2 separate regions of the Homo sapiens genome follow, and region 1 is linked to region 2. The links are chromatin contacts, found by Hi-C or POLR2A ChIA-PET in ENCODE. All regions are on one chromosome and are shown on one strand. The core of a region is the stretch at or near the end of the contact, and the rest is flanking DNA. Distances in the headings are between cores, read along the strand shown. Region 1 holds the start of ZNF519 (zinc finger protein 519). Region 2 holds the start of LDLRAD4 (low density lipoprotein receptor class A domain containing 4).

Region 1 (2,700 bases), core at 192-2,691, 910 kb after region 2:
AAAGGGCTGCTATTCACCAGAACTCCCAAAATACATGGCTCTGGTTTGTATCTTGGGCCATCTCAAGACAGTTCTAAAACTCAGGACTAGAAAAAGGCCCGAATGTGGCTAAGGAAACATTGCCCCATAAAGTTTCCCAACGAAAACCTCAATCCCAAGATGGCCTAATAAGGGCGTTTGTGCTAAGGGAGGATACAAGGAGAAACAGCAGAAAGATTTTTTACAGTTGAGTGCCAGGGGATTATTTTCTGCTTTTTTCTCATGTGAAATATTTGTAAGTAGAAAATAAGTATTTTACAAATTGCCATCCACTGCTCTGTGAAAAAGTGATTAATTCAAATACTGTTTCTGAAATGTGCAATAAAGGACAAAAACAGTTGATAATGTATGGGAGCGTAGAAGTTGGCTTTGGGGAATGTCAGCAAGAAACCGGAAATTTAAGATTTTACTTCAAGCCAGGTTAGGCTGGCAGAACAGAGTAGTGGATGTGAGACCCTGCTTGCCACACATTTGGAAAATGCAGGCGAAAACCAGTGTCTTTGATTAAAGTTAAAATAATTACATAGCAGTCATTTAGACTGAAGTGGCTCTAGTGGTCTAGGCCTCTATGTAAAAAAAGAAATCTAACTCAAATGCATTTTTTTCTAAGTTACTACCTTAGGAGGAAACGAAATTCAAGCTTAAACAACTACAAACCTCCAATTAATCCCTGATTACATAACCAGGAAATTTCCACCCAGACACTCCAAATAAAGCGACTACATAACTGTACCCAATTATTTAATTGTCTTTGCTTCCTCACACACCTTATACAAGCCTTTCTTTCAAGACCTTCTAGTAGCCCCCCAACCACAAACCATTGCTGAGCGCTGTCCCATTAATTAATCACTGTTTACTCATATAAGCTGTCTATGTTTTAATGGCGCCTCAGTCTAATTCCGAACAGGGTAAGGTAGGGACGGGGGACCCCACGGACCACAGCTCCTTCCACGCAGGAACCCTGCACACCGAGTCGGCGTCTTTCCGATGACTTTCGCCTCATCACCTCACAACCTGGGGAAGATGCAGGGCTGCGGGCGCAGAGCTGCGCAAAGAGGGCTACAGGCTGGGGCCAAAGCCGCCGTGCAGGGACAGGACAGGACGCCCGGAGTCCCTGCACCGGAGGGGACTGAGGGCTGAGCTGCAGACTCGACTCGCAGACTAGGTCCCGTCACCGCCATGTCCAGCCGGTTCCAAGGAGCCCCCTCCCCAGTCTCGGTACGCCCTGCCCCCCACACTCACCATTTCTCGGCTTCAGGGGTGTCCTGGAGTCTTAGCTATAAATCATTCAATGCCAGCAGGTCACAGAGCGACGGAGTGAGTGGCAGAATCACCGAAGTCTCCCGGAGCAGAGGACACAAGGCAATGAAGCCCTAACCCCGCGCTCTGGCTGAAGTGAGACAAAGGCCGCGCCAGATTCCGGAAGCCGCCCCTTCCTCCCTGGCTGCGCGCCTGATTGGACAGTTCCCACCCCAGAGCCCTGATTGGATAGTAGTGCAGGCACCGCGACCTCAGGCCTTGCGTGTCAGAAGATGCTACCATACACTGCACGGAATGAGCCGAGAGTGACAGGCTCTTGGCTCCAGTCACTTTCAGGCAGGGCTTTCTGTCTGTGCTGCGCCTGGCTCTGCCCAGGGGTCATTTTTTTAGCATTGTGGTGTATAACGTTATGAAGGTTATGTTCGTTTATAAAACACACACACACGTTGTTCACAAATGGAAGCAATATAATGACAATTATTTAATATTTCAGATTTCATAACCTTTCTGGCCGCCGGTCTTTGGAGTGGGACACCTAAGATTTTAAGAGAGAAGCAATCCTCTAAAAAATAAAACGTTAGCTATTGTGAATTTTAAATGTCTTATTAGCCAGATCAAAAATAGTAATAAAAAGAGTCCTGACATGGTGGCTCACGCCTGTAATCCCAGCACTCTGAGAGGCCAGAGGTCAGAAGTTCGAGACCACTCTGGCCAACATAATGAAGCCCTGTCTACTAAAAATACAAAAATTAGCCGGGCATGGTGGCGGGCGCCTGTAATCCCAGCTGCTTGGGAGGCTGAGGCAGGAGAATCGCTTGAACCCAGGAGGTGGAGGTTGCAGTGAGCTGAGTTTGTGCCACTGCACTGCAGCCTGGGTGACAGAGCAAGACTCCATCTCAGAAATAATAGGAATAATAAAAAGAAACAAGTGAAATTGTTTGTAATACTCTTTAAGCCATTATACCCAAAATATTATTTTTCATGTGTGGTCAACAAATAATTATAAATATTTTGGATCTAAATCTTTTAAACTCGCTGTGTATTTTATGTTTGCAGCACATTTTACTTCAAACCAGCAGCCATGAGGGCTCTGATGCTCCGATCTCAGGGAGGTGAAGGCCTGAACACCTCTTTTTTTTTGTATTTCTAGGCTATTTATGATTTTTAACACAGACTAAATCAAATTACTGTGCCTGAAAAATCTTTTGCTTTGAAGGCAAGTGACATAAAGACAGAGCTGCTGATATTTTTTCCTGCTGCAATTTAGCCAATCAGCAGAATATGCTTTGAAGGGTAAAGATGTTTTCTAAGACCCCACATTCAGGAGCAGCTATGGGGCAAATCCCTAAAGCACACATAAAAATCACATACAGCCAATGTATTCCTCACCCTGAATCAATG
Region 2 (2,700 bases), core at 1-2,500:
CCACGGCGGCCCCGGTACCCGCGGCCTGGCCGCGCGCCGGGTCCCCACCGCGGAGTGGGAAGGAGGAGGAGAGACTGGAGGAGTTGGAGACAGACACAGCCGCGGCGCGCAGTCACGGCTGGAGACAGACGGCGGCGACGGCGGCGGGAGGCGGGACACTCCCCCCTCCGGCGACTGGAGGCGGGACACCTCCCCGGCGGCCGCAGCGCCGCGTCCCCTCTCTCCCCGCGCTGAGGCTGCGGACCGGGCCCGGCGGGATTAGCAGGCGAGTGCGTTGGCCCTGCCCGCTCCGCGCGCCGCCGCGGCCGGCCGGGGATCCCCTGCAAGCCACTGAGCCGCTGCCGCCGCTGCAGCCAGACAGGCTGCGGGTGCCTGGGAAAGTGGAAGCAGGGCGGGGAGCGCGGGGGAGGCCCGGGGGTGAGGTCCTCAGCTCTTAAAGAACCCCGGCGCGCCGCGCTCCCCGCCGGCCCGCCGCGCGCCCCCTGCCGCGCCCCGCACAGCGCCCCTCCCCCTGGCCAGCAGGGCCGGTGGCCGCGGAGCCGCACTGCGGGCAGTCCCCGCCTCCGCTCCGGGGGGGCGGCCCAGGTGAGTGCGGACCCGAGGTGGCCGCAGTGGTCGGGGCTTCTGGCCCAAGTTCACCGCTGCGCTCCGGAGGGAGGGGTGGCGGGGGACTCGGGAACCGGACGCTTTGGGAACTGGACGTCCGCGAGCCTGCGCCGTCGGCTGGGGCCGGAGGGAGAAGCTGGGCGCCGAGCGCGCGAGGTCTGTGAGGCTTGGTCCGGGTGGGCTTGCCGGTGGGCACGGCGGGGATCCGGGGCTGGCCCGCGGGCGGGGTTACGCCGGTGGAGGGACTTCGCCGACCCCCACCCCGTTTTCTGTTTCCTGGTGCCCTGGGGCGCAGGGTGTCCCGCGGTTGCAAGACTGAATTCTGCACCGCCCGGAGGCCAGGATGGGCGCGCGGATGGCAGCCCCAACTGTCTCCGCGCCCCTAGGCCTCGGCGAGCCGTGGCGGGCAGGGACTGGAGGTCAGCGGGAAGCGGGAAGATCCTGCAGGACCTGACCGGGGAGTTTGCGGGAAGGAGGGGGCGGGCCAAGCCCCGCAGCCCCTCAGTCCCGCATCCTGCACCGCGCGCTCCCCGGCCCCGGCCCCTCGGGCCCGCTTCACCCGGCGTCCCCCCGGGTCCCCCCGCGCGCGTTGACGTCGGTCGCGGGACCGCCCGGAGCTCCCGGCATTGGCTGGGAAGTCGATTGTCTGGGGCTGCTGCTGTTGCACTTAGGCTGGGTCTCCGAGCCCCGGAGGAAGCAGGCGTGTGTTGAATTTCTCTCTGCCCCTCACCTTGGAATAAACAGGAAGCGACAAGCACCCAGCCCGGCCCGGCACTTGCCTTTGTGAAGGGGTCTGCCCTGCACAGCCTTTAGGAAGCTTCCTCGGGACCCCTTCCCGGTGCGCCGCCCCGGGTGGGCCTGGGGGCGCGCCCTGTGAGTACACCGGTGGAAGACAGTGGGTTCGGTTTAGGTTAAATCGCTATCGTGGCGGAGAGGGCATTTGCTTGTTTAAACTTTTTTTTTTTTTTTTTTAATTGGAAAAGGAGAAGGTTTCCCGATGAGGCAGAGGTTTTCAGGACGACAGGGACGCATGGTGGGTGGGCGGCACTGGGGGAAGGCGCATCCGAGAGTACAGCGTTCTTGGGTCACCTACCTGGAGGGACACCTCGTCGCCAGTCAGGGCAGCTAGAAGCTCTTTAAAGCAAGCAGGACTCCTTAGCTCTGCCCAGGCACAGGAATGGTTGCTGTGTGCCCATAGCCGCATGAACTAGCATGATTTTTGTTTTTCCCCCAAAATTTTTTAATTAGCTAGAATTAGATAATTTTGATTTGCTTCTTTTCTTTTCCTCTGTGTCTTGGTCTATTCCCTTCTCTTTTTCTCTTTTCTAATTATTTTGGCATCTTCTCATCCCCGGACCAGCGCTGCTTTCTAAATGTTAATTACCATTGCAATACATATTTATTGAGGGCCTACTATGTGTTAGGCATTGTAGGATGTGAGGTAAGAGTAGCTGCACAGAATGTGGGTTCTGAGCGCTAGTATTAGTAAGTTATTTGCAGTAGAGGTGGATAGAGATGGTGAGCAGCATTGACTCTCAAAAATAGGGTCCTATGGCTGGTAAGGAGGTTGGTGCCTTCTCGAAGGGCTAGTGCTGGGAAGCTTCCTTTTAAAAACGGCCCTTTCTGCCGGTTTGGCTAGCCAAGAATGGCATCCTCCTCTCTGTATCTTCCCTGGAGCTTCAGGACTGAGTATTGAATGACAGAGAAGGTTCTGCAAAGTCTGCACAGGGAGACTGCCATTGCATCAAGTCATGTCTGCATTCTGTATATGGTATTGTCTTTTCTAGTCTTTAACTCGAGTGTGTTGTCATCTGTAACTCTCCCTTTGTACTCTGCACAATTCTTCTGGAATATAGTCTTTGTGTTCAGTCAAGGATCAGAGTGTCAAATCTGAGTCATTACATAGACAAATGAGGATGTCTGAGTATTACCCATGTATATTTATTGAATTATATTTGGTTTCCCATCAACCCTTGAAATGTTATTTGATGGACCTTTCTAAGCAGTGCTTTTTAAAACAGGGGGCTAACTTCCTTATGATCTTTGAAAGCTTAATTCTTTTTAAGAGCTTCATTTTGCTATTGACATTGAACA

Evidence for each region. Hi-C counts contacts between places; a loop is a spot of excess contacts on that map. ChIA-PET counts read pairs that join two places held with the same protein, here RNA polymerase II (POLR2A). Pooled maps may share reads with other maps.
Region 1: a loop to region 2 is called in a map of naive thymus-derived CD4-positive, alpha-beta T cell, with 11 times the contacts of the local background. The contact joins the promoter of ZNF519 here to the promoter of LDLRAD4 in region 2. A Hi-C loop is called at or near these places in 1 of 168 maps with a recorded cell type or tissue (naive thymus-derived CD4-positive, alpha-beta T cell) and 5 of 50 pooled maps. POLR2A ChIA-PET finds 5 or more read pairs at or near these places in 1 of 52 experiments (activated T-cell).

What each region holds. Positions count from the first base shown.
Region 1 is chr18:14,130,994-14,133,693 of GRCh38, forward strand. ZNF519 (zinc finger protein 519) reads right to left here and starts at 1,442. Exons shown (of 3, transcript NM_145287.4): 1 at 1,282-1,442. The coding sequence starts at 1,284. RefSeq lists enhancers at 629-1,150, 1,053-1,392 and a silencer at 1,643-1,702.
Region 2 is chr18:13,217,510-13,220,209 of GRCh38, forward strand. It overlaps LDLRAD4 (low density lipoprotein receptor class A domain containing 4), which reads left to right and starts at 1,251. Exons shown (of 7, transcript NM_001378100.1): 1 at 1,251-1,479. RefSeq lists a silencer at 42-411.